Regions from separate parts of the Mus musculus genome. Here all the other regions are linked to region 6. A link is a loop called in an ENCODE intact Hi-C map of the cell type or tissue named here. Cell type or tissue: left cerebral cortex. All regions are shown on one strand. Links, peaks and the distances in the headings refer to the core of each region. The heading gives the core; the rest is flanking DNA.

The links. A loop is a pair of places that touch in the nucleus more often than their neighbours do. Peaks named below come from ENCODE experiments on the same cell type or tissue, not always from the same donor. Only the 100,000 strongest peaks of a DNase experiment are listed, where the experiment ranks them.
Region 1: it touches region 6 in a loop (3-fold over the local background); 8 of 42 quality-filtered maps call a loop at or near these places.
Region 2: it touches region 6 in a loop (7-fold over the local background); 15 of 42 quality-filtered maps call a loop at or near these places.
Region 3: it touches region 6 in a loop (6-fold over the local background); 13 of 42 quality-filtered maps call a loop at or near these places.
Region 4: it touches region 6 in a loop (8-fold over the local background); 32 of 42 quality-filtered maps call a loop at or near these places.
Region 5: a loop joins it to region 6, with 4 times the contacts of the local background. A loop is called at or near these places in 32 of 42 quality-filtered maps.
Region 7: it touches region 6 in a loop (8-fold over the local background); 11 of 42 quality-filtered maps call a loop at or near these places.

What each region holds. Positions count from the first base shown.
Region 1 is chr11:45,943,033-45,947,453 of GRCm38, reverse strand. Lsm11 (U7 snRNP-specific Sm-like protein LSM11) reads left to right here and starts at 2,519. Exons shown (of 4, transcript NM_028185.2): 1 at 2,519-2,992. The coding sequence starts at 2,542. It overlaps Thg1l (tRNA-histidine guanylyltransferase 1-like (S. cerevisiae)), which reads left to right. Exons shown (of 6, transcript NM_001080969.3): 6 at 1-2,149. In left cerebral cortex, for the core only: CTCF peaks have their summits at 2,252 and 2,454 (motif pointing left); DNase peaks (open chromatin) are centred at 1,865, 2,435, 3,074, 3,390 and 1 more place; H3K4me3 peaks cover 1,937 bases; H3K27ac peaks cover 1,959 bases.
Region 2 is chr11:46,280,247-46,284,667 of GRCm38, reverse strand. It overlaps Cyfip2 (cytoplasmic FMR1 interacting protein 2), which reads left to right. Exons shown (of 31, transcript NM_133769.3): 5 at 410-511. Among named protein-coding and RNA genes, the nearest start is that of Cyfip2, 30 kb to the left of the region's middle. In left cerebral cortex, for the core only: no CTCF peak of the experiment used is centred there; DNase peaks (open chromatin) are centred at 691, 1,271 and 1,849; H3K27ac peaks cover 1,174 bases.
Region 3 is chr11:46,311,758-46,316,178 of GRCm38, reverse strand. It overlaps Cyfip2 (cytoplasmic FMR1 interacting protein 2), which reads left to right and starts at 3,821. Exons shown (of 31, transcript NM_133769.3): 1 at 3,821-3,952. In left cerebral cortex, for the core only: no CTCF peak of the experiment used is centred there; DNase peaks (open chromatin) are centred at 1,525, 2,095 and 3,810; H3K4me3 peaks cover 920 bases; H3K27ac peaks cover 3,327 bases.
Region 4 is chr11:46,266,481-46,270,901 of GRCm38, reverse strand. Cyfip2 (cytoplasmic FMR1 interacting protein 2) reads left to right here. Exons shown (of 31, transcript NM_133769.3): 11 at 233-350; 12 at 4,073-4,192. Among named protein-coding and RNA genes, the nearest start is that of Fndc9, 33 kb to the right of the region's middle. In left cerebral cortex, for the core only: a CTCF peak has its summit at 1,750 (motif pointing left); a DNase peak (open chromatin) is centred at 1,747.
Region 5 is chr11:46,273,219-46,277,639 of GRCm38, reverse strand. It overlaps Cyfip2 (cytoplasmic FMR1 interacting protein 2), which reads left to right. Exons shown (of 31, transcript NM_133769.3): 8 at 733-861; 9 at 2,898-3,002. Among named protein-coding and RNA genes, the nearest start is that of Cyfip2, 37 kb to the left of the region's middle. In left cerebral cortex, for the core only: CTCF peaks have their summits at 714 (motif pointing right), 2,124 (motif pointing right) and 3,448 (motif pointing right); DNase peaks (open chromatin) are centred at 662 and 2,113; H3K27ac peaks cover 231 bases.
Region 6 is chr11:46,429,503-46,433,923 of GRCm38, reverse strand. No RefSeq gene overlaps it. Among named protein-coding and RNA genes, the nearest start is that of Med7, 5.2 kb to the left of the region's middle. In left cerebral cortex, for the core only: a CTCF peak has its summit at 2,533 (motif pointing right); a DNase peak (open chromatin) is centred at 2,616; H3K27ac peaks cover 425 bases.
Region 7 is chr11:46,300,129-46,304,549 of GRCm38, reverse strand. All of the region lies in intron 1 of Cyfip2 (cytoplasmic FMR1 interacting protein 2), which reads left to right. Among named protein-coding and RNA genes, the nearest start is that of Cyfip2, 10 kb to the left of the region's middle. In left cerebral cortex, for the core only: a CTCF peak has its summit at 2,531 (motif pointing right); DNase peaks (open chromatin) are centred at 2,823 and 3,416; H3K27ac peaks cover 2,412 bases.

The sequences.
Region 1 (4,421 bases), core at 135-4,134, 490 kb after region 6:
TTTTAGGAAGGTATATGTGTGTACATCCAAGAGGGAAGTGTGTGTGTGTGTGTGTGTGTGTGAATGCGAATGTGAATGAGGATGGAGAAGCCAAATATTTGAAGCCAAACTGCATGACATGGCAAGGCTCTCAAAAAGGAGTCGAGTCGGGCTTGGGGTCACTGGTGATTGCAGAGGTTTTTAAATAGCTCCTCCCACCAATGGCAGGATGGGAACTGGCAAGGGGCAGAGAGTGGGGATGGGAAGGCATTTGTTCCCAAGGTGTTGAACTCAGTGGGGAAATCATGATTTCCCTTGACCCTGTTTCATATCTTAGAGGGAAAAGTTTATTTGGCTCCATTAGGAATTAATTAAAAGACAACCCGTGTCCTGCTGCTGCCTGGTCTTGCATTTACAGGATTTTCAGCCAAGAAGAAAATGTATTTTTGAAAGAGCAGCGTCTGGCCTCATCCCTCACTAATTGACACTCCATCTGCCGATGCCGGTGTTTTTCCTTCCCATTCTCCCCTCTCCCCAGGAAGAAGCAATAGAGCTCATGTTTGGTAACTGCTAAAATCTTTTTAAGAGGAAAAAAAAGTATAATAAAGACTTCAGCTCCTTGGCCTACTTAATTGGTTCCTACAGAATGAGTTTAACTTGTGTGTTTGTCTTAAGCTAGGATGCATGTCCCCACATAGCAGACATCCAGAGACCTCTGGGTACATTTTTTTAAAATGTTCATTTGAATGTTGAATTTGAAAGTGCCAATGTAAGATATCCATGTGGATGTTTGGGACTCTTCAGTGATTTTTTTAAAAGCCCAAATGTTTCTGATACACAGCTATGAACATTATAGCACTTTGGGCAAGCAATTCCCTCAGCATACTAGAGAGGCAGTAAGATCATTAGCTCCTGATGAGCAAATTTAACTTAATGGTAGGTTGATAGCATGTTATATCAAAATTGGCCAAGTAGGGAATAAAGACCCAAGTTTCATTGACAACCGCTGGAGAAAGTGTGTGCTTTCAGATCCAGGGAAGTCTCCCTCTGGGCATGCCCTGAGATAGTCATTGAATGGTGCTGGAAGTTTTCAGTCATTGAATGGTGCTGGAAGTTTTCATGCAGGCAGGGGATTTTTAAAGCAATAAACCGGGGTTGAACACAAGTGTCATCAAGTACCATTACCTACCCAAAGCTTGCTCTTTATTTCGTCTGTGTGTTTCCCTCCTACGATGCAGCTCACACGGTGGTGGCAGTGTGCTAAGTTTCATCTCTGTCTTAAAGATAGTCAAGTGTTCTTTTGGGCCACATTTTCAAACTTACAGAAAGTAAAGAAGACCCCAAAGCAGCTAGCGCGGGCTGAATGCCGGTTGATACTTTGAGAAGGTGGTGGCACTTCGGAGAATGACTTGTGTGGCTGGAGATGGCAAGAAGCAAGACAGCTATGCTGGATGGGGAGGGACTTACCTCCAGGAGTCTCACTTTTAAAACCATTCCTTTGGGGTTGAAGAGATGGCTATTCTTCCGAAGGAAGACCCAGAACCCACATGGTAGCTCACAACGAGCACAACTCAGGGGATCCAGCATTCTCTGGCCTCTGTGTGTATGTCTGATTGCTCATAGTGCACAGGCATACATGCCGACAAGCATACACATGAAATATATCTTAAAGAGTTTTTGCTGAACTAGAGCTAAAAAATAGTGTTGATTCTTTGGATTTTGCAGTAGTCAGGAGAACATCAAGGAGTCAGTTTTCTTTTCTTTGATACCAAGTGTTCTCTAAACTTAGTGGGCAGGGAAAGGAAGTGAGGATGTAGTCACCCGTCTTTTATAGCACTCAACCATCTAGCATGCACCCACTGTATACTCTGTACCCTTCCTGTCATATTTCAGACGACAATAAGAACTCAAAAGAGGCTCAGTAATTTGAGCTTAGACAGGCTAGCCTGATCCACATCAGGAATATACTTAACAGGAATGAAAAATGGGATATGTCTTGTCTTCCTGTCCTTTGCCTCCAGCTCAAGCCGAACAACAGAGAACATCCTGGGACTTTAAAATGCTGCTCTTGGGGTCTACCCCCCGAGTCTGGAGCATCAACCATTCTAAGCTGTCTGTGAATATCAGTGAGTTTTACTAAATAAATGGTTAATTGTTACTGCCTCCAAAATGTTGGCTTTGTTTTCGAATAATGTGTCCCTACTTGTATATTTTGTTGACGTTAGATCTCAAATTCAGAAGAGATAGTTAATATCAATGGGGGAGGGAAACGAGAACTAATAAACAGTATCTTCTTTAGTAACAAAAAGGTCAAGAGGACAGCCTCAACCTGTCTGCTGTCTGTGGAGGCGGAGCGAGGCCTGAGCAGGTCACGCCTCTCAGCACGCCCCTGCCTTGCGCCACGCCCCCTGCTGCTCTCCAGAGCGAATCTATGCTGCCCCCTGGTGGCCGCGGCTGCGCAGTGCGTCCCCTTGAGCCGCGGCTGCGGCTGCGCAGTGCCGCCCTCTGGCGGCTCGGCTCCTTCCTCCCGCCCATCGGCTTCTGCTTGCGGGCCTTTCAAACATGGAGGAGCGCGAGTGGGGGGCGAGGTCGGCTCGCGCCGGCAGCCCAGCCAGCCCGCCCAGCCCGCGGCTGGACGTCAGCTCCTACAGCTTCGACCCGCTGCTGGCCTTGTACGCACCTCGCCTGCCGCCCATTCCCTACCCCAACGCGCCCTGCTTCAACAACGTGGCGGAGTACGAGAGCTTCCTGAAGGGCGGGCGCACCGGGCGCGGTCGGGCTCGGGGCACGGGGGAGCCGGCCTCGGCGGGAACCTCCACCGGAACCTCCACGGGAGCCGGGAGCTCGTCCAGGGCCCGTCGCCGCGCCGCGCCCACCCCGGATCCCGAGCGCATCCAGCGCCTGCGCCGGCTCATGGTGGTCAAGGAGGACACGGACGGCACGGCCGGAGCGCGACGCCAGGGCCCGGGGCGCAGCAAGAAGGCACCCCGCAATGTGCTTACGCGGATGCCTTGTGAGTGCTGTGGGGCGGCCGGAGGTCTAGGCAGGGCTTGCAAAGGGCGTCTGCGGGAGTCTCGAGGGCCGTGGGGGCGCGGGCACGGTCACCTGTGAGTCACAGAGACTGTGCACGAGTTGAGGAACAGGGAGAGTGACGACCCACGGCGGTGGGGATGAGGTGGGGGTGGGGGAGATCTGCACAGGCTATCATGTCCGGAGGAATGTCCCCCAGGTAGTGAGGAGCTGCAGAGGGGCTGCGGTAGTGATGAGGCTTACGGAGCGATTGTAGGGCTTGTAGACAGTTTGGGGGGATGGGGCGAACATCAGAGGTCTGCAGAAATGATGAGAGGTCTTGGGGACCACTGCAGGGAGTTGAGGAGGTGTACAGAAGTTGTGTTGGAGCACAGCCAGTCTGAAGGTGTGTGGGATTTGAGGGTCAGGTGGAGAGTGAGGAGATGGATATGTTCACATAATAGCACAAGAGACGTCTCCTATCCCAGCATGGGAACTGACAGCCCCGCCTGGGGTGCCGTTTCCGCCTGGGCTGCAGGGACTTGATCGGCTTGTGTTCACATTAAATCACTAGTGTTGGAGTGCCGCAGACACAGAATGCTACCAAAACACAGGTGCGGTTTTACAGCTACTGGCTGGCTGGGGCAGGACTATCTGTCAGGCTCAGGTTACCCTGTGTGCAGGTTGTTTTAAAATTCTAAAGGTAGAAATGGCACAAGAGAATTTCTTGCAGCTTCCTAATAGATCCGCAGGATGAATGAAGCCTTAAACAGCAAAGGTTCTAATGTGCTATTTAGATCTTGTTTAAATGGAATAAAAACAGCCTAGGGCTATATCAAATAGTTATGACATCTGCCCTGTGAACATAATGACCTACTTAGCCAGTCATAGCTTCTGTAGCCTGCTAATTAAATCGTTACAATGTTAAAGTGGCTTCTTTTGGAATGGAAGGTGTGAACTCAGTGAGAGATTTTGTTTTGTTATGTTCCTAGAAATTTGTTTATTAAGAGAGAAAGACCCTGAAAAGCAGTGCGCTGCTGCCGGAGCCTTTGTGGGCTGGCATACTGTACCAGATCCTCCCAGCACAGCCAGGATTTCCCAGAGCTGGCTCTCACAGCCGGAGCAGAAAGACAGAGCGTGCCTGGCTCTGGAACAAGCTGCTACAGTACTTTCTTTTTGCCTATGTGTGTTGCCACTGTGAGGTTATTGAATTGCACCCAAGTCTCAGAGTGTGACACTTATTCCTGCTACCTCCTTGCTACCAAGATTGTCTCGGGAAACACTTGAGAGCAGTTCTGGGTTTCCTGTGCTCTCAGGACTGTGAGAGGACCAGCTCCACCTGGCTCTCACGACTAAGTTCATTTCTGGAGTTAAGACCTCACTCAAGGTGTTAGCCCTCATCACTGAAACCCTGAAGCAGATGGAGTACCGCG
Region 2 (4,421 bases), core at 183-4,182, 150 kb after region 6:
GTACATGCTGACTAAAAGCACCAGACAGAGGAAATGGGTCCCTGGATGACTCAGCTTAGGTTACCCATCATTAACTTGGATATGGCTGGGGAGACTGGTTCATGGTCGTGTGCATCGGGATAAGAGGAGAGCACATGCATGGACATACGAATGTAGCCAACTGTAAAGGCGGGCACAGGCCGGCAGAGAAAGGAGCAGGGCCCCATGTTGGGATCAGCTGGCCCCTTTACCACAGCCAGTCTCCAGGGAGCACTTGTGGGGCCTGTCAGTCTTCTACAGCTCCCTCTTGCTACAGTGACCCTAACCATTTTCACCCACGACACGATGCCACATGTGCTCCACTGGTGAGCCATGCTCCTGAGGTGGCAGCTGGGAGCCCAGATGATGAAGCCGCCTTTCGATTTCACAGGTGAAGTGCAATGAGCAGCCCAATCGGGTCGAGATCTACGAGAAGACGGTGGAGGTGCTGGAGCCAGAGGTCACCAAGCTCATGAAGTTCATGTACTTTCAGGTGAGTGGGGTGTGGGCGGGTCCACAGCAGAAGGCTCAGGTGAGTGGTGTGTGGGCGGGTCCACAGCAGAAGGCTCACGAAGTCCCCCACCCTTCCACATCTAGACTTTGGTGCCATGTCATTTTGTTTCTGTCCAGCTAGTATTTTTGAGAGCCACCTACACCCCTGTGGGTGAGCCAAGCCAACAGGTGTCCCTGCCTCCACAGAGGATGTGTCCTAGTGAGTTTGTGTATGCTTGGAGTGCAGAGTGACGAAAATACACACTAGTTTTTAGGACAAGGTAAAGGCCTGAGTAAAATACAATTTACAACAGTTGTAGGTTGCAGAGTATTTACGAGTAGTTGCCGCTTTAGGGACAATGGCATGGAGCTACGAACTGGGTGACAAGAGGTCCTGCAAAGCCCCAAGGCCTGGAGGGATCAGTGTGTTCAAGAAATGAAGGACAGTGAGCTATAAAACAGTGAAAGCAAGGAAGAGGCCCAAGGGGAGGCTTGGGGTGGGAGGACGGGGACCCATGAGATGGGCACTGTGAGCCTGGAGCTTTGGATTGGGTGATGTGGGTTGACCTGAGCTTTTAGGAAATCTGGCCACTAGGTAGGAAATGCTTGGGAGATGGAGGTGGGAAGAGGCTGGGATGGAGGAGTGCAGAGGAGCAGGAGACCAGTCGGGAGCTCTGGAAGAGTCATTTTTAGAGGAGGAAGAACAGGGAGAGGGCCAAGGGCCTTCACAGTGAGGGAGATAACGTATAAGGACAGAAGGCGTGGGCAGCCAGTCACTTCCTGGGGACTCACTGGCAACTGTGAGGGTGGTAGAGAACACCTCAAAGCTGGTCTGTACCCCACACACAGCATATACAACCCACACCCTTACATATGTCCCATGCATAGAGCATTGACACTGGCCAGGCTCTACTGTGTCTAGGCCAGAGCTAGGACTATACTGGGGAAGTGCCTCAGCCTGGGTCAGGAGCAATGCTAGGTCAAAACCCAGCACTGCTGTTTCCTAACTGTGTGTGACTCATTTTATACACATGTGTACACACACATACACGTGCACATTCACACATACACGGATACAGGCACCCGCACACACCAGTACAGGGAAATGAAGCCTGCCTCTCAGGGTGGTGGAAAAGATAAACTCGGTCTCTCTATAGGAGCACGGGAGGGCCCTATGACAGCTTAAAGTGTTTCACAGCTGTTGTTACTGTCATAGATGGCCTGACTTCCCAGAGCCTAAAGTCTCTTTTGGGAAGCAGATCCAAGAGAGATAAATGAAGAGCTTCCCCTAAAGAGGTGCACATGGAAGAAAGGAAGGCTGGGATGATTCACTGCCATGTGCCTCGCACTGTGGCCACTGGCTAAGCATAGAAACAGTAGCAGTTAACAGTGAAACTCCCCAGCAACATGAGGCTCACTCTAAGCACTCAGCAGCCACCGCGGCCATCCACATTAGTTACTCTAATGCCAAATAAAGCATCACCAGGAATCTCAAGGAAGGGCAGGCGTACTAGGCTCACAGTTTAAAGGTACAGTCCATCCCAGCGGTATAAGCGTGTTGGCAGGAGCATGAGGAGTGGTCAGGTTGTGCCCAGGTCAGGAAGTAGGGGGAGGTGGAAGCTGGTCTCAGCTCACTTTCTCCTGTTGACTCAGTCTGGGCTCCAAGGACATGGGGTCATGCCATACCACATATACATTCAGGGGAAGCCTTCCCCGTTCAGTTAGACCTTTCCAGAAACATACTTCCTGGACACACCCAGGGTATGTTTCCATCAAGTTGAAAGTTGAGAGTAATCATTACACCATTGTGAGCATTGTTGGTGGCGAACAATTCCATCATGGCAGAAAGCCTAACTGGACTGGCTGTGGCCTGCTGGTCCTTGATGAGACGAGCTGGCAGTTGGGCAAGGTAGGCCTTGGAGTGGAAGGGAGCTCACATCTGCACACAGATCCTCTTTTCCACACGCTTCCCTCCCTGTGTTCATTCCTCTTCCAACTCCTCCTCCTCCTCTTCCTTCTTCTCCTCCTCCTCTTCCTTCTTCTCCTCTTCCTCTTTCTCTTCTTCTTCCTCCCCCTCTATTGTTCGATATCCCTCCATTACTACTTTTGCTTCTTCTTGCTTTTGAACTACTCTCCTCCCCCATGCCCAACACACACACACACACACACACACACACACACACACACGTGACAGATTTTTTTTGACATCGTATTTACCAGGTAGAGTGACAGCCCAGCATGCTCTAGTGTCTTCACAGAGTTGGGTATTCATCATGTAATCTGTTCTAGAATGTTTTCACCCCTCCGAAAAAAATCTCCTGAACCATCACCTCATACTACCCAACACCCTCTCCCTTCAGCCTTAGGCAACCACTAAATGACTTTTTATCTCCGTGGATTTCCTGTTTGGACATTTCCCTACAAATGAAGTTATACAGGACATGATGTTTCATGCCTGGCCTCTTGCAGCCGGCAGGGTGTGTTTGATTGTCGTCTGTACTGTAGCAGGTGACAGAACCTAATTGGTTGGTTGGTTGGTTGGTTGGTTGGTTGGTTGATTTAATGACGGAATGCCATGTCACTGTGCACACACATACACCGTATTTCATTCATCCATTTACCAGGTGATAGGTGAGGGTGTTTTTCCCTTCGGGTCTGTTAGGGATAAAAACTGGACACCTGCAAGAGCTTCTCTATCATTGCAGGCTCTTTGTTTCTCTTGGGTTGTGAGCTGGTTAGGGTTTGGTCAACTAGACAGGAGCTGGAGTCATATGGAGAAAATTGATTGACTGATGAGAATTCTCTATTGACTGACCTGTAGGCAAGTCTGTGCAGGCATTTGCTTGAATGATTGGTGTGGGAGAACCCAATTCACTGTGGGCTGTTCCGGGGCATGTGGTCCTAGATTAAATAAGAAGCAGACTGCTCAATCTGTGGACCCTCCGTGGTCTCTGCTTCAGTTCCTGCCTCTGTGTTCTTGTCTGAGTTCCTGTCCCAACTTCCTTCAGGGTAGACTGCAAGCTGTGAAATGTAAGAAATCTTTTCTTCCCCAAGTTGCTTTGAGTCACAGTGTTGTTTAATCACAGCAGTAGACAGCAAACGAGGAAAAGCAGGTCCCTGTGAGTGGAGTGCTGGGTCACTTAGTGAATGCACCCTAGGTGTGCAAGTTTCCTGACTGCCCCTGCAGTCTGCTGTCAGCTCCGCATTATTATTGAGGCCACAATACAGGCTATACTACACACACATGCGCCCTCATGAGAGCCTCTAAGAGCCACAGCCCCTACAGTATTGACTTGGCTCTTCTGTATGCTTACTCCAGCTGAGGCCAGCCTCATGCTTCCTTAGGCCTCCCACAGCTTCAGGGCCTTTGCAGGATGGCTCATGCTTCCTTCCTTCCCTTGTCCCGGTCCTTCTCCTTCTCTTTCAAATTATTTCCCTACAAGGTCATTTCTTGGTGACTTCAGTCTTTCTCCCTAGAGGAACAGTTTTGTGAGCCCTTCCCAACCTCCATCCCTTCTTCATTTCCTGCCATATCAAGTATGAAATTCTGCTGCAAAGAATTTATTTTGTTTTCTATGAATCAATTGGCATATATGATCCTTAGGACAGTTTTGGTTTTTTCCTTCTTGTTTTGATTTCTGCTTGACCTCAGCCCTTACAGTGGTTTCGTGGTTATATAGTATAGTATAGTATAGTATAGTATAGTATAGTATAGTAGTGTATATAGAGTATAGTAGTATATATAGTATATAGGATGGATAGATAGATAGATAGATAGATAGATAGATAGATAGTAGGTGCTCACTAATCAGTTGCTTATTGAATGCACCACTGTCTCTCCTGGCATTTCACACACTGGGGCCATGGCGCTTTTTAGCAAATGTGTTTTAGACTAATTCATAAAGTAAACT
Region 3 (4,421 bases), core at 93-4,092, 120 kb after region 6:
AATGTAAATGCTTAGAACCAAATACAAAGTGCCACACAGTGAGTATGTGGAGGTGTCTTTTTTTCCATTTGGAATTAAAATTAGTTCTGCCTCCCTTTTGCATTTACACATTTTTTTTCTTCCTTCTTACAAAATTCTTCACTGATTTTTTAATTATTTTTCCTTTTAATTATACTTACTATATGTATGTGTGTGGGCCCATCTGTGACACCATGCATATATAAAGGTCAGATGACAATTTGAGGAAGTCAATTCTCTTCTTCTACCATGTGGGGGCCCAGGGATCGAACCCTTATCACCAGACTTGGCCACAAATGCCTTTACCTATACCAGCTCATTTATGTTTTAACTTCAATATACTCTGTCCCAGCAATGAACATTAAAAGTGTTTTGGAATAAGGTAGCATATGAATACAGAGATTTTTCTCTGGGAAAGGGCACGAGGCATGCAGTTGTGGAAGACAGTTTAGGTTTGGATTCATTTACCTTGGGCAAGAATCTTAACTGGCTTTAGCTTCAGTTATCGAGTGAAACACATGATTGTATCCTCCTAATAGAGTAGTTGTGGAGGTTAAATGGAGTGATGCTCTGGGTAATAGTTATTATGTTCTGTTTTCCATCCATGTCCCTCCACTACTGGTGGCCATAAAGCCGTGTCTGGTGATGGTCTTTCAGTAGAGCCTTTTCTACAGGCAAGCACTGTTGCTAACCCTAATATATAACCTATAACTTTGCAAATGGCAGAGCTGTTCTCCCTCGGTAGCCCATGTCTTCTCACTGCTGTCCATACTGCCTGAGCTGAGATATGAAGGAAATCTGAGGGTAGCAGACAAACAGCTACAAATAAATTTTAATGGTCAAGTGGAAGGGTTTGCCTTGAGCACTTCATTCAACCCATTTTTTCTGAACTGTTATTTTCCAGAGTCCATGCCAGGCTCTGAGGATCCTCCAAGATATAAGACATAGACATCCCTTCGCTCTCGGATAAAGTCTAATTGAGGGATGCAGCCAAATGTAGGCACAGCTGTGACAACAGAAGAGTAAATGGGATATGAGAAGGATGAAGGATGCCCAGGGAGTAAATGGGATATGGAAGCATAAAGGATGACTCCATACCTAGCCCAGCCAAAGGAGGAATTTGGGAGGAGTAACAGCAAGGCAGATACCGAAAGGATGAACAAAGTCAAGCAGGTGACCTAGGAGAAAGCACCGAAGAAGGACGGAACCAGAGAACTGAGCCTCCCATCAAGAAGCTTGACTTGTGCAAGGGTCAGGCAGACGATAGAACACATCAGCTTTAGGGAACTAACGGGATCCTTTTAGCTGAATCATAGCAGATTTGTTCACATGGGAAGAACCTTGACAGACCATAGATCATGAGGTCCCTATGAGGCCACCCTAGCGGCTGGGTTCCGTCCCAAGGGCCGTGTGAAGCTAATGAAGCACCCTTACTCTGAGAAGCAAACACCCTCTGTTTCAACTTATGTAATTCTCTGCATACAGAGGCATGTTGGAGTGTAGCCAAACTAGTTAAATTTATAAATGGGGAAACCGGGAGAGGGAGGTAAAACGTCTTGCTTAAGATTGCTCTTCAGTTGGTTGCAAAACTCAAACACAGAGGCAGGTCTGTGGCATTTAATGTAAAAAGCCCATGGTGCACCTCCTCTACGGGCAGATAGAACCCAGCAGCCAGGGAAAATAAAATGGCATAGCATACAACCACATACATAATATCAGTTGTTTTGTGCTATTGTTTCCAAACAGATTCTCTCTGAAAAGAGAAAAGACAAAGAAGGAGCAACATGGAGAAATATGTCTCTGAGAAGATAAAAACGCCTCAAATAATCTGCCTTTCAGGATGAAAACCCAAGGAATGGGGATTCTCATTCGTAAGCGTCTGCAGTCACTGTGGACTGAAATCCTGAGGATCCTGGTTGAAAAAAAATGAATTTTAAAGTAAGACGAAACCTGAATTCTGTTTTTAAAGCCATCCCCCACAAACACCCCCACAGCTTTCTCACATGGCATCAGAAGGGGGGGAAAATGTATGTGTGTCGCTATATATGTAAGTCATCGCTTCTGAAATAGCAGTTTAAATTAGACAAGTGATGTAACATCAAACCACATGGGAGCGTGGTTTCTGAGCCCCGGGGGAAGCATGTGAGATGCAGCTAAGTCTTCTCAAGTCCTTGCCTGAGATTTGCATACAGTGGCTCCTCTATCAGTAGCCATTTACAGGGAACAACTGTGCAAGTCTAAGTTTGTGGCGTCTGGCAAGCATTGGAGAAGGTTCTCATGACCCAAGATTTTATTCCTTGTTGCTCTATACATAAATCAGGCTCTCAAGTACTTTCCAATTAGTTCCCCTAAGAGGGCAGGCTGGAGAGATGGCTCAGCAGTTGGGAGCCGTGGCTACTCCTCTTGAGGACCTGAGTTCAATTCCCAGTACCTACATGGCATCTCACAATTATCTGTATCTCCAGTTCCAGATTATTCTTGGCACCAGGCATGCATGCGGTACACATATATGTGCATGCAATCAAAATACCCATACACACAGAATAAAATAAATACTTTATATACATACACACACACACACACACATATATATATATATATATATATATATATATATATATATATATATATATATATATATATATGGTACCCAGAGCAACTATTATTCCCTTTATTGCAGGTACTGCATCTCCCACTCAGAGCAGTACCATGCTGGGGTGGGTTCAGGTCAGGACTGAATGCAGCTGGCCTCATCCCTACCTAAAGCCCTCCGAGTTATGTCTCAAGGAGCAATGGATTCTTTGAAGAGCCCTAAGCAGCATCTAAGAGGCTTCTGTCTCCTCAGCTCCTTCCTAGGTTTGCCTAAAAGTCAGCTTATCATGATTTTGTCCACGAGTCAATTCTACCTCAATGGGATCGACATGGGCACGCGCGCGCGCACACACACACACACACACACACACACACACACACACACACGCACACACACACATAATAGCTGTACATTTTTACACTAAGAAATGGAAAGGAAGTAGATGTTTCTCTTTGTTTTTAAATTATTACATTTATTTATTGTGTGTGTGTATGGGTGTGTGTATGTGTCTGTGTGTCTGTGTAATGTGCATATATGCATGTGGGTGGAGGTCAGAACACAATATACAGAAGCTGTCTCTCTCCTTCTACCTTGTGGATCCTGGGAATCGAACTCAGGTCATCATCAAGCTTGGCTGCAAGCGCTTTCTCCCGCTGAGCCTGTGCCCTCTGAGCCCGTGCCCTCTGAGCCCGTGCCCTCTGGGAAGTTATTCTTCAAGTGGTGGAAGGGCTCAACCTCTCACTTAGCCTGCTCCCTTCTTTGGGAAAGCAGCTGTCATTGGACTCCTGTTAGGTCAGTTAATGCTGGCAAATAATAAGCTCCAAGCGAGCAGGGGCTCTACTGCACACTAGTGCGTGCCTGGCTCTTGGCAAGATGCTTGGAACAAAACAGGTAGTCGATAAAGATGTGGTGAATAAATGACTATATGAAAATAATTTGACACCGGGGAGATGCGAAAGGAGCTGACGCTTCCTTCCTTCTGGAGTGGCAGGTGTCGCTGGTGATGCAGGCGGCAGCAGGAAAGTCGTCCCTCCTCCACCTCCAGAGTCCGGAGGCTGGATACTCTAAGGCTGGAAGGTATGGGTTCAGGAGGTTGCAGGTCAGGGGTGCGCAGGGAGCCCCTCGCCGCAGCCATTTCCGGCTCTTTGTGTGACAGCAGCCGCGGCGAAGGGGCTGGGCACCGCGGCCAGGGGAGGAGCCGCGGCAGGCGGAGAGGCGGGGCCGCGGGCGGGGCGCGGCGGTCCGCCGGCGCAGCGGCGGAGCGGGGCTAAGCATCCTGCGCCCCGGCGCGGGGCCCTGCGGTAGCCTCGGGTCCCTCCCCTGGACCTGCCACCGAGCCAGGTAAGGGACTCTCGGAGACAACAGGGCTGATGCAGGAACCGAAATGCTGCCTAGGCGGTGGATGCGTTCCTGAGGATGCGCGAGGGGCGGGCGCCACTTCTCCCAGCCCGTTGGGGGCGCTTGGCTTGGCGCCCGAGGCTACACGGCTTCAGGTCCCTGGAGGCCGGGCTACAGGCCTGTGTTGTCCCTTCTCCCCTCGGCCGCCCCGGGCGCCCTGGGCAGGGAGCGTTTTCCAGAAGTCGTGGGTACAGCGCAGAGCTCCGCGCAGCAGCCTCAGCGGCAGCCACAGCAGGTGCGTGGCCTGGGCCGGAGCCACCCGCCCTAAAAAGAGGCAGGGATAGTCTCGGGGACCAGGGATACCTGCAGGGGCCACAAGCCCAGAGGGGGCTACATCCCTGCACCTACATACTGCAGATCGCCGGGCAGTCCCCGCCTCTGCGGTCGCGGCCACCATCATTCAGCCAAGGCC
Region 4 (4,421 bases), core at 208-4,207, 160 kb after region 6:
GCACTGGTGTCCAGAAACACCTATGGTAAAAATCTGGAGAAGGCAGAGACAGGACTCTTCTTTCTAGCCATGGTGCCTACAGAGCAGGCTCTGGGGTGTAGGCAGCCACTTTACCGTTTGGTTTCACCCAGAGGAGCCAGCTATGTTGTCTGAGGACCAGGAGCAGCCTGTCCCACGAAGGTGCCTGGAGCCATGACCCATGCACAAATCCTGTGGTTTTTCTCCTCCCCAGGTGGACATGCACTCAGAGCAGCATCAGCCCCCAGTACAACATCTGTGAGCAGATGGTTCAGATCCGGGATGATCACATCCGCTTCATCTCTGAGCTGGCTCGCTACAGCAACAGCGAGGTGAGTTCTGTGGCTGGTCCAGGGTCCGCAGCTGTACAGAGAGGCTGGGCAAGAGAGGGCATCATGGAGTAGGGAGAACGCGCTGCCAGAGGTAAGAATGTGCCTTGTTGGAAGTGTGGGCTCAGAGTCAGACTAGGATGGATGCTCAGTATCTCTGTGCCTCAATTCTTTCACCTGCAAAAAGGGCCATAATGCTAGTAATGCCGGAGGAGGGTGGGCGTGGGCAGGGAGTCAGTGATGGAGAGAGAAGGTATTGTTAACAGATGCAGAGGTAATCATATAGGAAAGAGAGTTTCCTTCCGGCTTTCTTCTTGGGGGTATTTGTACTTTTAGTAAATAGCCACTATTTAAGAAAAATATGGGTCTAAAATAGCTAGGTAGGAGGAACTACTTTTAATGTTCTATCACACAGTAGAGGGCCTGTGTTTGATGATAATTATGATCCTCCATAGGAAGAATGCCATCAGGGGTGATAGGTACACCAGGGAGCCCGTCTAATCATCACATGTTGTAAACATGTATTGCATGTCTACACTGTGTCCCATAGAGATCTGCAGTTGCTGTGCCAATCAAAAATAATTCAGACGTTTTTTTAAATGGAGGTAATGACAGTGTTTACATTGAAAGGTTCACTGAGATAATTAATGGGGTGCCTGGCATATGTGTCGTGTCTGGAATAAATGTCACTAAGTATTCATCAGCTGCACAGGACTCATCCCATGTCACCTTCAATGGCTAGAGACAGCGTTCTGAATACTGCTCCTAACACTGTTTAAACACGCATAGCTGTGTCATATGATCTTTGCAAAAATAATGTAAATGGAATCCGAGAAGGGTAAAAAGGCCATAAAGGGCTGTGGAGATGGCTCAGTGGGTAAACATTGCCATGCAAGCGTGAGGACAATGGAGAGAGGATCTCCAGAGCTAACACAAGGCCAGTGGTAGCACGCGTCTGCGACCTCAGAGCTCCTACAGCAACATAGGGTGCTGTGGACCAGACAGCCCAGTGAACTATGTTGCTGCAGTGTCAAGCAACAAAGAGAGCCTGTACCACAGGAAACAGAGTGTGAAAACCGACACCGCAGTGGTCCGCATGTGCAAGCACCATAAAGATCTCTCCCAATACTAAAGATTGGGCTTTGAGCTTTTGCTTTTTTTTAATAGACCATATCAATTATATAATATTAATTCATAGCCTTAAGGGAAAAATTAGATAAACAAAACCAATCCCATAGAATCCTACCATCCCAGAACTAACTTTGATTATCATGTGTCTTTGTGGGCACCTTCCCAGAGATGCCTTTCTCACAGAGACGTAATATGCGCTGTTTAATCTGACATAGGTCCCTAATCTGAGCGTCCATAGTGTGGAAGAGGCCACGTTTGCTCACTGGCTCCACCATGTGGCCCATGGCCGTACTGATTATTCTTTTCCGAACCCCGACTCAGAAAGTATCTATGACCATAACCCAGCTCACTGGAAATGGGGATCAGTCTGACAAAATACTGGCAGTGTGATCAGTAAACCTGGAGTTCACAAGGACCATGTCTAGTGCAAACCTGTATCTGTCTTTCTAGATGTGCCAGTAAGCTGAGATAAGCAGGAGAATCATTGGTCCTGAGGCTGGAATTTCTAGTCACATGTTTATGACATCTGTGACTAATTCTGGCTAGAGATATTATTATTTTTATTATTATCATTATTATTACTATTACATCCTGGTATTCACAAGGGATTACTTCAGGATCTACTACTGACACCGAAGTCGATAGATGTTCCAGTACCTTATAGAAGTTGCTGTTTTTCATATAACCTACCTGCATACTCAAATATATCATCAATTGTCTCTATTATTCATAAAACAATATAATGTGTAAATGCCCTATAGTCTAGCTTCCTCTCTGCTACTGTGATAAAATACTCTTGACAAAAGGCAACTTAAAGAATAAAGAGTTTTATTTATTAGTTCACAATTCCAGGTTAGAGTCTATCACTTTGAGGCAATCACAAGGTAAGAGCTTGAGGCGGCTGCTCATGTCAGGTCCACAGTTAGGCATGGAGAGAAATGAGTGCATGCCCTCTTGCTTCTGCTCAGTTCAATTTCCCACTCAAACACAATTCAGGACCTCCTGTTTAGGGAATGGTGCCACCCACTGTAGACAGGATCTTCTCACATCCAGTTAACTTACCCATGGACATACCTACAGGCTGACTCGATGTAGACAATCTCTCATTGAGACATCAATTCTACATTGTACCAAGTTGGCAACGAGAGCTAAACATCACACCATAAATAGTTGGTTTCCTGTGTATAGGGGGTAATGACAAAATCATACACTACAGATACGACATTTTTTTCAAAATATTTCTCATCTAACATTGCATGAGTTCATTGGCTATAGACTACCTCAGACACCTAGGGCCAAAGGAACACCTTTCTATGTGCATATGTGGTGCAGTTTTTTATGAGTTTCAGTAGTAGCATTGAACAAAACACTATAAACTCTGATTTTAAAAAGTAATGAGCCTTTGCCCATAGAGAAAAATCAAAATTCCCATGAGCCTCTTGCCACAGTGTTTTTATCGGCAGAGAGTGTTGTTTGATCTCCATTTCTGTCTAAAGATAGGTAATTTTGGATGAATCATTAAGATTAAATGAGGGTTGCAGCCTTGTGACTTCTGTTTGAAGGAAGTGTTCTAAACATGTCTGCCATGGCTTTCCTGCAGATAGAGCACTACATGGCACAGTGGTTCTCAACTGTGGGTCACAACCCGTTTGGGATCAAATGATTTTTTTCATGGGGTCGCCTAAGACCATCAGGAAACATAGATATTTACATCACAATTCATATCAGTATTAAAATTACAGTTATAGAGTAGCAACAAAAATAATTTTATAGTTGGTGGTCACCACAACATGAGGAACTGTATTAAGGTTGGGAACCACTGGCATAACACATCAGCCCTGTTTGAAACTGTTAATTAAAAGCACAAAACTGTGGGCATCTTGACACTGCTTAAGCTGCAGGGAAGATGTTTGCTTGCAACCCAAAAAGGGAGAGGGCTCTGCTCAGCTGGGAGCATGCAGGTGTCTGCTAGGGATGGAGATGTTGCTGCAAGCATTAATTTGGGAAATTACAGGAAGTGATGATGCAAATTTGCAAAGATACTGTCCATCATTGATGACAACTTTCATATATTCATGTACACATACATACATATCCATGTACATATACCGTGTGGCTACATACATGTATATGATGTGGAATGTTACACATACAGACATTTGTGCCAGATCTTTTTAATTGGGGCATTGTAGTAGTAGGTGAGCTGTGACACCATTTTGGTGGTCTGCGATTAGCACTGTATGCGGAGTTGACTATGAAGCCAGGATTCCTGTGACGTCACAGTGCTGGGCGAAGGTCATTGCATGCATACATATTCATGTTTCATTTCCCTGCAAAGATGCTATCCTGGCAGTTACTGGTGCGCACTTCCTACTGTGAATACGGTGGAGATAGGGTTAAACCCTTTGCTGAAGGGCTAAGTGGGGATCTCTATGACACTTCCTGTGGCCTTCATCATGACACCTATCAAAGCCGAGTTTACCTAGCAAGGGAGCATAACAAACACACAGTTCTTGCAGGGAATCACAGGAGGACTGCTTATGAGCCTCAGGCACATGGCCCATGAGGTGAGTGTGAAGTTCTGTGTCCCCCAGGTGGTGACAGGCTCAGGGCTGGACAGCCAGAAGTCGGATGAAGAGTACCGGGAGCTTTTTGACCTGGCCCTGCGAGGCCTGCAGCTTCTATCCAAGTGGAGTGCCCATGTCATGGAGGTGGTAAGTGTCCTGAGGTGCCAGGCCTCACACTGGCCTGACTCACAAGGCATCCATGGGCATCTGCCTCTAGTTGGCACTCTGTCTTTCAACATAAAAATCCATATACCATACTTACCCAACTGAAACCTGCATTTAATATATTTACAGAAGTATATGACCTTAAATTAATAGTTTCATCACTTAAACAACAAAAATATCACATGTGGGACCCAGCACCAACATTAATTGG
Region 5 (4,421 bases), core at 314-4,313, 160 kb after region 6:
CCTCCACCAGTTTGCCAGGTTGTATCCACTCGGCCTCTCCTCTTGCATTTGTGGCTGTCATAGCTGGACCTATCTCTCTGACAGTTCAGTAACAACAAGAGTGTCTGCAGGACCCAGGCCAACACAAGAGGGATTGTGATGCTGCTCCCAAGACATCCCAAAGGCCTGGCCGTAGTAGGGCCTTCTTTGTCACTAGAGAAGGATATGGAGTCTCAGGCCCCTGCTCTCTGTAGAGAGTTCCCCCAGTGCTATCCAAGAGTATCCTGCAGGCCTCGTTTGCCTCCATGGGGAGAAAGGGACAGAGAGAAACCAACCTTCCGTAACTGTTGATGCTCCTGGATCCTACCAGGAAAGAGATACCTACCTATTGTCACTCCCTCCCTGGGTGGGTCTTCTCCCTGCCTTTGTCTGAAGAAACCTCATAGAGACCCTTGAAACAATTACTGCAGGGCCTATCTGTAAAGCTGGGCTGCCCAAGAGTACATAACTCAGCCCTTAGAACTGGCTGTCTGCCATTAGGCTCCTGTGTGAGAGGTGAACAGGGACAACCAGCTAATGCCTAGCATCCAAGGGGAGTCAGGTGTCAGCCCCTGCTGGCAGGAACGCTCCCTCCTCCTGGGACCTCAGTAGGTAGGGATCAAAGTGCTCACTTATTCAGCCCAGCTCTGGGCCTTCTGGGTGGTGCAGGAAGATGTTTGCTCCGCCTGACCAGTGGGTGGCGCTGTTGTTTAGTGTCTTCACCAGCAACTGGAAGTGATCCCGGGCTATGAGGAGCTGCTGGCAGACATTGTCAACATCTGTGTTGATTACTATGAGAATAAGATGTACCTGACGCCCAGTGAAAAGCACATGTTGCTCAAGGTAAGACTTCCCCTCCTGACACAGCTTCCTGCCAGGCGTGCGTGCGTGCGTGAGTGTATAGGTGTGTGCATACGAGTGTGGGTGTCTTTAAAGGCCAGAAGTGTCAGATAACCTAGACCTAGAGTTATGGGCGATTGTGAGCTGCCCAGCATGGGTGCTGGGAACCAAATCTGAGTCCTCTACAAGTGCAGTAACTGCTCTTAACCACCGAGACATCGCTCCAGCCAAATCTTTTTTTTCTGACGTGCTGTCTCTCACTGGGATCCAGGGCTCACCCATTAGGCCTGGAGAGCCGACCAGCAAGCTCAGAGATTGGCTTGCCTCTCCCTCTCCATCATAGGGGTTACACACGTGCTCCACCATGCCAGGTTTTACATGGGTGCTAGAGAATGAACTCCGGTCTTAGACTTGTGCCTCAAGCACACGTGACTGACTGGGCCATTAGCCCACAATGTTGGAGACTGGACGTGATATTGGGCTTCTTTGAGGGCATGCCATGGTGGAACTATTTCGTGTCCCCAAATAGAAACACCAGTATTCAGTCATGGGGCCTCTAAAGAGCTAATCCAATTCTGTTCCAAGAGGCCTATCTTTAAATAACTAGGAGGTTACATTTCAACCTCTTTTTATTTATTAATTTATGCATTTCTTTTTTTGAGACATTCTCTCTGTAGCCCAGGCTGGCCTTGGATTCTCAGTACCCCATCCTCAGCCTCCCAAACGTTTGGGTTACAAGTGTAGGCTACCACATCCATCAGGTTTCACCCTCTTAAAGTCATGGCCCTGTGACTTTGGGGCTTAAATGCTTGCCAGAGTTCAGGGAAACGAAACATATTGAAACCATAGCCCAGGGCAGCATGGCTTTTGTGACTCGCTCACTCCAGCTTCCTTGGGCTGTCAGAAACCAGCAAAGGCTGCCCCAGCTTTAACCGCCTTTCCTCCCTAGTCCAAACATGGGTGGTACAGCAGTTATGCCCAAGTCTCATGCTCCGCAGGCTGCCTTACGATACTCCATCTCAAAGCAGGTTTAGATGACTTCAGGTTCTGGGCCTTCCTCTCTTATCAGCCTTGAATGTCTGCATAGACCTGCTCCTCCCCACCCCCACACACCACCATCACCAACACACACACACACACACACACACACACACACACACACACACACGTTTTCTATCCTCTTCAGGCCTCCAGCATTGTTTTGAGCTGTTGCAAGGTTGGTTCTTTGCAGTTGGTTAGTGAGCTCAGAGGCCACCAGGGGGCGATGGAAGCCCTCACAGGACAGTCTGGTGCTGTTGCCGCAAGACAGAATGCACCAGGCAGGAAGCAGCTGTCATAGGCATCCTCTGCTTCTTCTCTTAGCCCCCTCCCCCTCCCCCCCACCCCCGTGAGATATAAAGGTACAGAGAGGAGCGACTTCCCCTGTCCCTGCGGCTGCTCTTTTACCTAAAGTGACTAGCAGGTGGGCTGACAGATCAGGAGTATCAGCATCTTCGGGTGGAGATCTGCTCTTTAACAATGGCCTTCACATTGTTGCTTTTCTGGAGAACTTTGTGGTCACTTATCATTATTCCAGTGCCTGCCTCTCAACACCTCTGGGAAACAACAAGGTCCTTTCTCTCTCGGAGGATCTATAAATCCACACTTGGATGGAGATCCTAGGCTAAGCCCTTTGCAGATCGTCTCAACAACATGTGTGTGTGTGTCTGTGGTTCCAGCAAGCTCTCTAGCCAGCCTCTCTATGTCTCTGATTCCTCATCTTTAGAATCGAGGCCACCCTTCTTAAACCCTAACCACAGCCGCTGCCCCAGAGTAACTGCTGTAATAATATACTAAATTCCTCGTTGAAATTAGGCACGTGTTTTCTGTTTTAATTTGGAAATGTGTGTGATTTTGAAATAGCACGTGTGTCTCTACAAGATGCCAGTGAATTTGTGCACGCTCACATGCGTGTGCACGCATGCATCACAGCCCCCATGTTTGTTAGCTGCTCTGGAGGTGTGATGAGGATGTTACACGTGGCCCCTTTCTCATTCTAGGTGATGGGCTTTGGTCTCTATCTGATGGACGGAAATGTCAGTAACATTTACAAACTGGATGCCAAGAAGAGAATCAACCTTAGCAAAATTGATAAGTTTTTTAAGGTTAGTAATTGGTGCTGGGGCCAAGCAGGGGCACAGAATTACTGGGGCCTAGATCCCTGGTGGAAGGAAAGGATGGCATTGGCCAGAAAGCTGTGGAGATGGTCACAGGCATCTAAAGATTCTCAGGGAAAAGGAAGATAAAGCGCAGGCCCCAGCTGCTCTCACTAAAGCAAGGTTACTGCCCACATGTGAGTGATGCTCAACCTCAGGACTCGCTGGGATTCCACGGGAGGCCTTGTAAGTCTTCTTGCATGTCCCTTTCCCCTTTCCTAAAATCTTTCCTCTAAAGGCATAGTTGCATCCTAGAAGTCAAAACCTATGTGAATTTTCATTACACTCTACAGCTCATGGAGACAGAAGAAAAGAGTAGAATTTTTAAAAAGATTTCACTTTTATCTGATGTATAGGGGTGTTGTGTCTGGGGATGTGTCTGCACCATGTATGCAGTGCCCACAGAGACCAGAAGAGGGCATTGGATACCCTGGAATTGTAGTTGCAGGTGGTTGTGAGCACTATGTGGGTACCTAGCATCAAACCCTGCCTCACTGAAAGAGCAGCGAGTACTTTTAACTGCTGAGCCTCTTCTCCAGCCCTGAAACACTGGATTCTAAGTGGCTTCATGTTTGCCCTTTAGGCACGATAGCTCACAGCATTCTGTTTAAGCGTACCCTCTCAAGCACCTCTGAGGGCTGACCATTGGGCCCCAAAACTCTCTAAGAGAAACTCGCAGGTAAATGTTAAGCCTTTGGTGTTTGAACAAAGAGATGTCCGTCTGGAACTGAACCCTCGTTCTGACATGGCTGTAATGTTGGATCCTGCAGATGTGAGATCTGCCCTAGGGGATAGTGTGTCGTGACAGATACTAAGTGAGGCTTAAGGAGATGTGTGAGTCACAGAGGTCTTGTGGCTTGATTTCTTAGCTTTTCTACAGATCTGCCCAGGGTGAAAACAGGCCCCATGTTGGGAAACTGCTATGTCTGCCTTCAGGCAGGAGGAAGGAAGGTAGAACCAGGCCTGGCTCCACTGCCTCCTAGTGCCTTTGAGAAAGTCATGAACTAGACCTCCCGGAGCTGAGGGTTCTGATCCTGGCTTTTGCTCTATCTGGTCTGATTTCCTGAAGAGACTAAGTTCCCTATGTGTCAATCTCTGTGTGAGTACCGAGGGAGGGAGGCAGGACTGACTCAGTCTAGTTATATATGGATTGAGACCATGGATGGTTGGGTGACTAGGTTTTATAGTACTTAGAATTAAGCCCAGGGTCTCACCCATGAGAATTAAGGCCTCTATCATTAGGTATATCCCAACTTTTTTTTTTTAACTTTATTTTAAGGCAGAGTCTCACTATAATGCGCATGATGCCTATGAACATAAGATCCTCTTGCCTTCGTGTCATGAATATCTGGGAGTGCAGGCCTATGC
Region 6 (4,421 bases), core at 309-4,308:
AATGTAACAAAATCTGATAATATATGGTATCTACTAAGAGGCTACAGGACAGCTACATATAATAGCATCTATACTCTGGACAAGGGGGTAATTCACAACTTTGACAAACCAGACTGGATACTCTGTACCATTCTCTTCAAACTGATGAACCCTTTAAAACACGATTTAAAAGTTTATGCATGCAATTTTCCACTTGGTATCTTTGCATCATATTTGGCCATGAGCAATTGAAAGCAACCCCTTAGATAAATGAGAACTAGTATATGGTCATCAGTTTCAAATAGAGCTTTCATGTGACTTTACTAGAGAGACAGCGTCTGCATAGCCATAGCTCTGCAGCGTGACTTTCCTCTCAGGGTTTGCTATCATAATCTCCGGATTGTGAGCATCTCAGTTCATACTTGAGTTTTTGTTTTTGTTTTTGCACTCATTTTTTTTCATCCTGAGATAAAATTCTGGATGTGGCCCAAAGTGCCAGTGTCTTACAGCTAGTGAGTGACATCATTGAGGTAGAATGTCAGCCTCTTGAGTCTCATTTTGGTGGTCTTTTCAGTAAAATACAAAGTAACGGTGCCTAAGAAATCCATACCATGATCGGAGCTGGTGGAAATATGGCTGTAATAAACACTTATTTTTTATGTAATATTTACTGCATTTGCAAAATCTGAATGGAAAATTTAAACCTTAAATTTAACAATGAATACATCTATACAATACATCTTTATGATGTCTCTCCACCATGCCAGGCACTGTTTTAGAAGGATAAAGACATATATCCAGCCTTCCAACAGAGAGACATAGACAAACAGGATGCAAACATAAGAACCTCGAATAGTGATAAAGGCTGTGGGGACAAAATAATGCACATGTGTGATGATGGTGTGGGCTCAGGCCAGCTGCTTTGCAGAGGGCACTTAGGGGAGGGACAGATGCTGACTTTGGCAATCAGCTGTGAATATGGAAAGAGGTGAATGTTGCAGGGGTAATGGAAACAGCAATTGGAACAAGACCGAGGTCTCCATGATGGTCTTGAGTTAAGAGTCTGAAAGGAACCTAGTGCACACTCCCTATAAAACGCACATCCATGCCCTCTCCCCACGCACAGGAGCGGGTGACTGTAATGTTAACACCTTTGGGTTGTAATGGCTCTGCGTCTCAGCTTGCCCTGGTTAACTGTGCTTTTGCTTTGCCATCCTGACTGATGAGCAGCAGTTGAATTTGTCATTACTTGGTGTTAAGGGATCTTTCCTTTAGTTATTTGCTGTATGCATCTTGAAAAACTGCTTGAGTTTTTTCACTCAATTAAAAAAAATGGCTTGCCTTCTCTGTTGGAGTTGTGTGAGTACACACACATAAACACACACTCACATACATGCTAAGTATGATAAATTATTTACTGAATATATGTGTCATAAATATTATTTAGAACTTGTGGCTGGTCTTTTAACTTTTCCTAATAGTATCTTTTAGACAGCAAGGGTTTTTAGCTTCAGTAAGGTCCTATCAATTCCTATTTTTTAAGATTTATTTTTATTACTTATGTGTACGGGTGCTTGCCTACATGTATGTAAGCACACCACATGCATGCCTGGTGCCCACAGAGGCCAGAAGAGGGTTTTGGATCCTCTGGGATTAGAAATACAGATGGTTGTGAGTCACCACATGGGAATCAAACCCAGGTCGCCTGCCTGCAAGAACAACATGTGCTCTTAACCACTGAGCATCTCTCCAGCCGATCATTTATTTTCTTGCATGGCTCCTACTCTGTGCATCCTAGTCAAGAACCTATGCTTATCCAACCATTGTAAGGGGATTTTATGATTTTAAGATTTGCATTGAGATTTATAACTTTGGACAGATTTATTTCCATTCATAGTTTAGGTAAGAATCAAGGTTCCATTTGTTTGTTTGTTTGGTTGGATTTTTGTGTTTAGAAATCTAATTTTTCTCAGCACCTCAGAATCTCACTGATTCTGCTGGTATTGTGGTACCATTGATAGAAAGCAGGTTCATAAATAATAATCTGTGGCTTGTTTGTAAGTTATATTGTATTTCTGGCCTGTTAATCTGTCTCAGTAGAAGAATTAGAAGCTAGCTAGCAAATGAAATTAGTTGTGGCCAGCATCTGTTTATTCATATCTTGCAATATATACTATATATAGTAACATATAGTGTGTATATATGTATGCGTGCATTTTATGTATACATATATATACATTCATATATATGTTTATGTAGTCCATATAATATATGTATAAATATAATATAAAAATAAAAAGTATATATCTATATCTACATAGATATAGATATATATATACACATATAATTTAAAGGATTCACTTCCAGTGAAAATTGTTGCTTAAGGGGTTTTCTTATGAAATATACAGTATAGCTTCAATCCATAATAATCATTTTTTGGTTTTGTTGCTGTTGCTTTATTGGTGTAAACAAACTTATCACTGACCTAAGAACAGAGACCTGGTACAGCCTGGTACAGAGGGGCAGTTTGCTTTGCTCCTTACATTGTCTTACCAGCAGGGGGCAGCAGTAACTAGATCAGCTAAGTTCAGGCCTTGTGGCTTCTGTGCTCATCTCTCCCACAGTCTCCCACTTTCCATCTGTCTTACACAGCCCTGCCAGGCTGCAGTGTGCTTAGTGTTGACGTGTTATTTCTCACCTTCTATTCGGATAACCAGGATCTCTGGGTCTCGCCAATGTCTATCCAATAATAGACCTCAGGCACCCATCTCACAGAGAAGTCATTTCCTAGCTTTTTGCTTCCAAATGCAGGAACTGGAATGTGCTAGATGCTTCAGTGCCACCATCATGGCTGCTGTGTTGCCTTTTCACCTCGCTCCCCTGTTTTTATTAAGCTGTAATTGTAATTGTGCACCCGCTTTATTTGTGCAGCTCTAAATAGGTTGCTGGCCTACCTGGCCATTGGCTCAGACAATCTCGAATGTAGCCACTATAGAATATTTTTAAGTGAGAGATGGATTACAGATAAAGGTGAAAGCAAGAAGAAAACACTTCCATGTGTCCTGAATATGAGGTGCGTATAAAGATGAGCTACCTGGCCTCAGTATCACTCTATGTCAGGGTCCATTTTGCCTCTGTTTAAGGGGAGGGAGAATGGGGGTGTAGCTCGTGGTACTGTTGATCACCTTGAGGTTCTGAGTTTACTCTCCAACACAACCAACAAAGGGAACTGGGCCAACACTCAATAATTAAGGCAAGTAACATTTTAATTAAAAATTCAAACAATAAAATTTAAGACAAGAAAAATCTATGGTAGACAAATATGACCATTTTAAACAAGGAAGGGTTCCATATTTAGTTCATTGCTACCACCAAAAGGCAGTCTACACAACCCTTCTCATTGGAAGGCTGGAGTTATTTCCCAGACTGCATGGGTGACAGGCTCTTAGGCTCTTAGGGTTTCATAGTGTATCAACCTTCCAGTGTTGATTCCTCAAGTATTTATTGTCTAAGGTGTTGCACATACAGTGTTCCAGGCACTACAGTAAGCCATTGACCTTTCGGCTGTCTGAAAGATTTAAAAAAAAAAAAAAGTATTTATTATCTACACAGCATTCTATCTGCATATTTGACTGCATGCCAGAAGAGGGCGTCAGATCTCCTTATACATAGTTGTGAACCATGAAGTGGTTGCTGGGAATTGAACTCAGGACCTCTGGAAGAGCAGTCAGTGCTCTTAACTTCTGAGCCATCTCTGCACCCCCTGTTTGAATGATTTGGCCATTCATAAAATATCATATAGTTTGGAGTCATATATAATGCTTTCTGGTAGTTTTCTTCTATTTTATTTACGATTCTTCCATTTCTTTTCTGACTTTGTATCTTCTTTTCTACCATTTAATAACATTCCATCAAGTGAACTGGGGTAGAGCATCCTAGTTGCCTCCAGGTTTTAGAAACTGGGTAAAGTTGTAAATCTGAGTCCCTACGTTGTTATGCAGGTGTAAGATTTTTATTTTGAGACCTATGAGTGTGATTATTGGAGCTCATGGCAAGATGATTCTTAGCTTTGTTAAAAACAAAACAACATGAACTGCTTTCCACAGTAACTGTACAACTCCGTTCCTCACAGCAGGGAACAAGCTCCTTTTGTATTTGCTGGTAATGTTTTGAATTTTAGCAACTTCAACAGATCCACAGTTGCATCTCCATATTGTAACTTGACAATGTCATAAGATGTTGACCATCTTTCCCCGCCCCCATTCGTCACGTTTCTGTGCACTTCAGGGGTTGAACTCAGGCTGGCAGATTTGCACAGTGAGTCCCTTTTCCTGCTGAGCCATCTCCCCCACACTTGCTGTCTGTGTTTGAGTCCTTTAATATTGTGGGTAATAACCTTTATCAGATATGTCTTTTGCAAGTTATTTCTCCCACTCTGTAGC
Region 7 (4,421 bases), core at 161-4,160, 130 kb after region 6:
TCTGTCTTCCCAGATTGCTGTGTTAGTCCTTAACCAGACAAGTCACTGCGTGCAAGAGTCATGTCTGGGCCTGGTTTTTGCGTCACTGGGAAGAGAACTCTGTAGGATAGCTACTCTTTTTTTCTTGTCGTTCATTTTGAACTTCAAAGTCTATCTTGCCCCTGCCCCAGCAGTTTCCTATCATCTGGACGTCTTTCCTGCAGAGTGGAGCTGCAGCAGAAGCACAGTGTGAGATGAGAACTGTGCGGTGGGCGTGGAGGTGGGCGTGGAGGTGGGCATGCGCACCTGTCATTCCAACACCAAGAGATCTCTGTCAGCTCTAGAGCAATGAGACTGTGTCGCAGAGAGACAACAACCAGGCAAGGGAGAGGCTGGACAGCCGATTTAGGGGTTTTCCATGCGACAGGGAGGGGTTTGGCTGTCACTCTGTTTATCCCTCCCACTGTCTCCTGCTTCATCTCTGGCTCTCTCTGTACCCAACTTTTTTATGTTATACCCATTGGTTCCTAAAAATACTAATTGGGGGGGGGGGCAGCTTTGTTAAGACATAGTTGGATAACCTGGCAACTACTATTTAAACCATACAGTTCCATAATTTGTAGTAAGTAACAAACCTGTGCAACCACAGTCACAGAATATTTTAGCACATGTCTGGAGAGAGACCTCATACACCGATTTCCTCCAAACCCACACCCAACCCTAGGCAACCACAAGTCCGTTTGTGTCTCCATAGCTCTTCTAGACCCACTGTATAAATGGATTCATACACTGTGAATCTTTTTGTCCTTAGCATGGTGTTTTCAAGGTTCATGCATGCATTTAGGATCATTGTATGTATCTGGACTGCTGAATACTATCATGTTTACAGTGGTACCAGTTTTATTGATGGGTCAGTTGAAGGATATTCAGAGTTCCTGGACTTCTGGACAGTTGTGTTGAATGTTGCTATGAATATCCATTTACAAAGTTTTAGTTTTATTATATTTTATCCACTTACTATTTATTTATGGGCTGTGTGTGTGCGCGCACACACACACATATGAGCATGTGCTATAGCAAGTTTGTGGAGGTCAGAGGACAAGTGGCAGGAGTCAGTTCTTTTTTACTGTGTGGGTCTCAGAGACTGAGCTCCAGTCACCAGACTTGTCAGCAGGCACCGTTACCTGCTCCTTGTATTTAATTGTATGTAACTGGGTGTTTTGCTGACATGCATGTCTGTGCACTACATGCATACAACGCTCACAGAGTGTAAGATCCCCTAGAATTGGAGTTATAGACAGTTGTGAGCTTCTGAATGGGTGCTGGGAATCGAACCTGGGTCTTCTGGAAGAACAGCCAGTGCTCTTAACCACTGAGCCATCTCTTCAGCTCCAATTGTAGTGAGTTTACTTTGGCCAAGTAAAAAGCAACAAGGTATAATTACAGAAAACAAACACTTTCAACATTTTCTTCTGTTGTTCCTCAGCATGTAACAAATTCATACTCCATCCAGTTGCATTGTGCTGGAATGTTCGATTGTTAAAATTGCTGTCTGAGTTACTGCATTTGGGGGGGGGGGTGAAATGAATTTTGGCTTGAGATTATGACAGAATTTCCAACAATTTCCAAAATGGCTCTAAACATGCTTTTTTGTTTGTTGTTGTTTCTTGTTTTGTTTTGGTTTTTTGCATTTGTTACTCTGTAGTATCTACTTCTGAAATGCGTTTTCAGCTTTGACAAATAAAAAACCAAACTGTAGACAAACTGAAAAACATTGACGATATCCTGTACCTTACAGGGTGAAATATTTACGTAACAATAAACGAGTACAGGGTCCACAGAGATGGCTCAGTGAGGACCTCAGTGGGGGCAGGGAGGCTGGAGAAGCAGATTTTGGTTCCCAGAACCGGTGTCAAAGTCCAGGTGGGAGCCTGGAGACCCGCTCCTTTGAGCAAGCTGGCTAGCAAGACTAGCCAAGTCTGCACGTTCTGGATTAGAGAGGTGCTACCTCTGTGTGTGCGATAGAAAGTGGTTGTGGAATACATGCCATGTCAGCTTTGGTCCTCCACATGCATGTTCACACACACATGCTAACGTACATGGGAACATGCATCTACCTGTGTATGCACACTACACACATTTATCTTATCATCATGCAAACCACTTTCATCTTTGATATATGATAGTTTGGTATGTAATGCCAAGAAATTGTTTGAAAATGAATTTCCCTGAAAACATTTCGAATCAAAACATTTGATTTGCACACCTGTTTTTTTTTCAAAGATTTATTCACTCATTCATGTATATGAGTGCACTGCAGCTGCACAGATGGCCGTAAGCCACCGTGCGGCTGCTGGGAACCGAACTCAGGATCTATGCTGGTTCTGGCCCTGCTGGCTGACAGCCCTATTTGCTTGCTCTGGCCGTTAGCTCACTCCAACCCGCTCCCTTGGGCCGTGCTCACTCTGGCCCAACTCGATTTAGCCCAAGGACCCATTCACTATTATATGTAAGTACACTGTAGCTGTCTCTGGACACACCAGAAGAGGGCGTCAGATCTCACCACGGATGGTTGTGAACGACCAGGCGGTTGCTAGGATCCAAACCCAGAACCCTCAGAAGCGCACCAGCGCTCCCACCCGCTGAGCCACCTCACCAGCCCCATACCTGTTTTATACACCTGTATACCCTTAGTCTTCATTTCTTAGCTTAAAAGAGATCATAAGAGAAAAATAAGAAGCCTCAGTATAGGTTATCCCCTAAAAGCAGCTCCGAGTGGTTCCCACAGGGTTGACAGCTGGGAAGCCTGGCCTTTGTCTGTGCAGACTGTTCCTGTACAGCTCTTCACACCCAACCCACTCAGCAGAGGCTGCACGGCCCAGCGTGGTACACTCTGGAATCCCCGTGAGATGAGCATACATAAGCGTCTGCCTGCTCGGCTGGTTCTGAGGTCCGAAGGGGCTCCACTCCGGGGCATGGGTCTCCATGGAGCTGTACCCTGCCGTGACCACTTTCTATGCCCGCAAAGCTTCCTGCCACCCTCTGCTACAAGCAGGATGGTTTTGCTTGCTTACCCAAATGCCATCCCATTTTATACTAATGAGACCCTTTTAATTGTTTTATACTTTAACATGTCTTTGCATAGTATTTTCCATATATATGCTTATGTAAGTATATGTCTCTGTGTGTGTGTGTCCTCTAGCTGGATAGCTGAATAGAAGGAGACTACCCGGCTTCTAGATATTTGTGAATCTCCCAAATGACTGTTTCCTCATCTTTCCAACATAGGAGAGTTTTGTGGTCCTGAGGAAGTTTTGGAAAAGCAGCCAACCTGGGAAGGAGGTGATGTGCTTAGCATTTTCCAAAAAGATACAAAAGCAGGCATGGCCTAAAATAACACGGAACTAGAAAGAAAGATATCCTGTGAGCCTGGCCTCTGCCAATCACTAGCATGAATGAATGCATTTATTTCTCAGTAACGGTGATCTAAGAAGAACATCAGATAGTAGCTGCTACCCTCTTGAATTTGTGGGGCAGTGCTGATGGGAAGTCAAGATGAAAGAGTCATACAGACATCTTAGTGACAAGGCCTGCCTCGGTGGGGGAGTGGGGAAATCACGACCGTGTTCACCTACTCTGTGGTTTACACGCCATGCATGGCCTTCAGTGCTGGGCAGTGAGAAGCCTCTGCTTTAGTGTGAGCAGAGGGCTGCATTCCCAAACAAGCCTGTTTGTTATTGTTGATTCTTCTGAAGACAGGAGATCCTAATTTGGCTGAGTTAGTCCAATCAGGAAGACCCTTTCTGCTTTAACCTTTACAAAAAAGTAATCTCATGCAAGCCAGTCTTTAAACAAAGAAAATTTAGTAGTGTGTGAGTGTGTGTGTGCATTGTGTGTGCACTGGTCAAGAATTTTCTTAATTGCCAATGATGCAGGAGGGCCCAGACCACTGTGGGTAGAGCCATCCGTTAGGCAGGTGAGCCTGGACCTTATAAGAAAAGTAGCTCAGCAAGCCAGTGGGCAGTGTCCCTTGTGGTCCTGTTTCCAGGCTCCTGCTTAAGTGTCAGTCTTGACTTCCCTCCATGATGATCTATCACCAATAAGGTTAAATGAATTCATTTCTCTCCAAGTTGCTTTTGGGCAGAGATTTTTCATAGCAACAAAAAGCTAACTAGGCGAGCATACGTGTGTGTGCACTGCACTTGCAAGGAGAGTCATGTGCGCATGTGTGAAAGGCAGGGTAGCTTTGCAGTTGGTTTTCTCCTTTCCTTTCACCTTTATATGGGTTCTGGGAATTGAACCCAGATCTCTAGGTTTGCACAGCAAATGCTTTGAGCTGAGCCAGCTTGCTGCCCCGTCATGGTTTTTCTTGGTGCTTGTCTTTCTGCTCCCACCTTACCTGCTGTTCTGATTTCTGTTGAGAGCTCTCGGTCTGTTTCAGA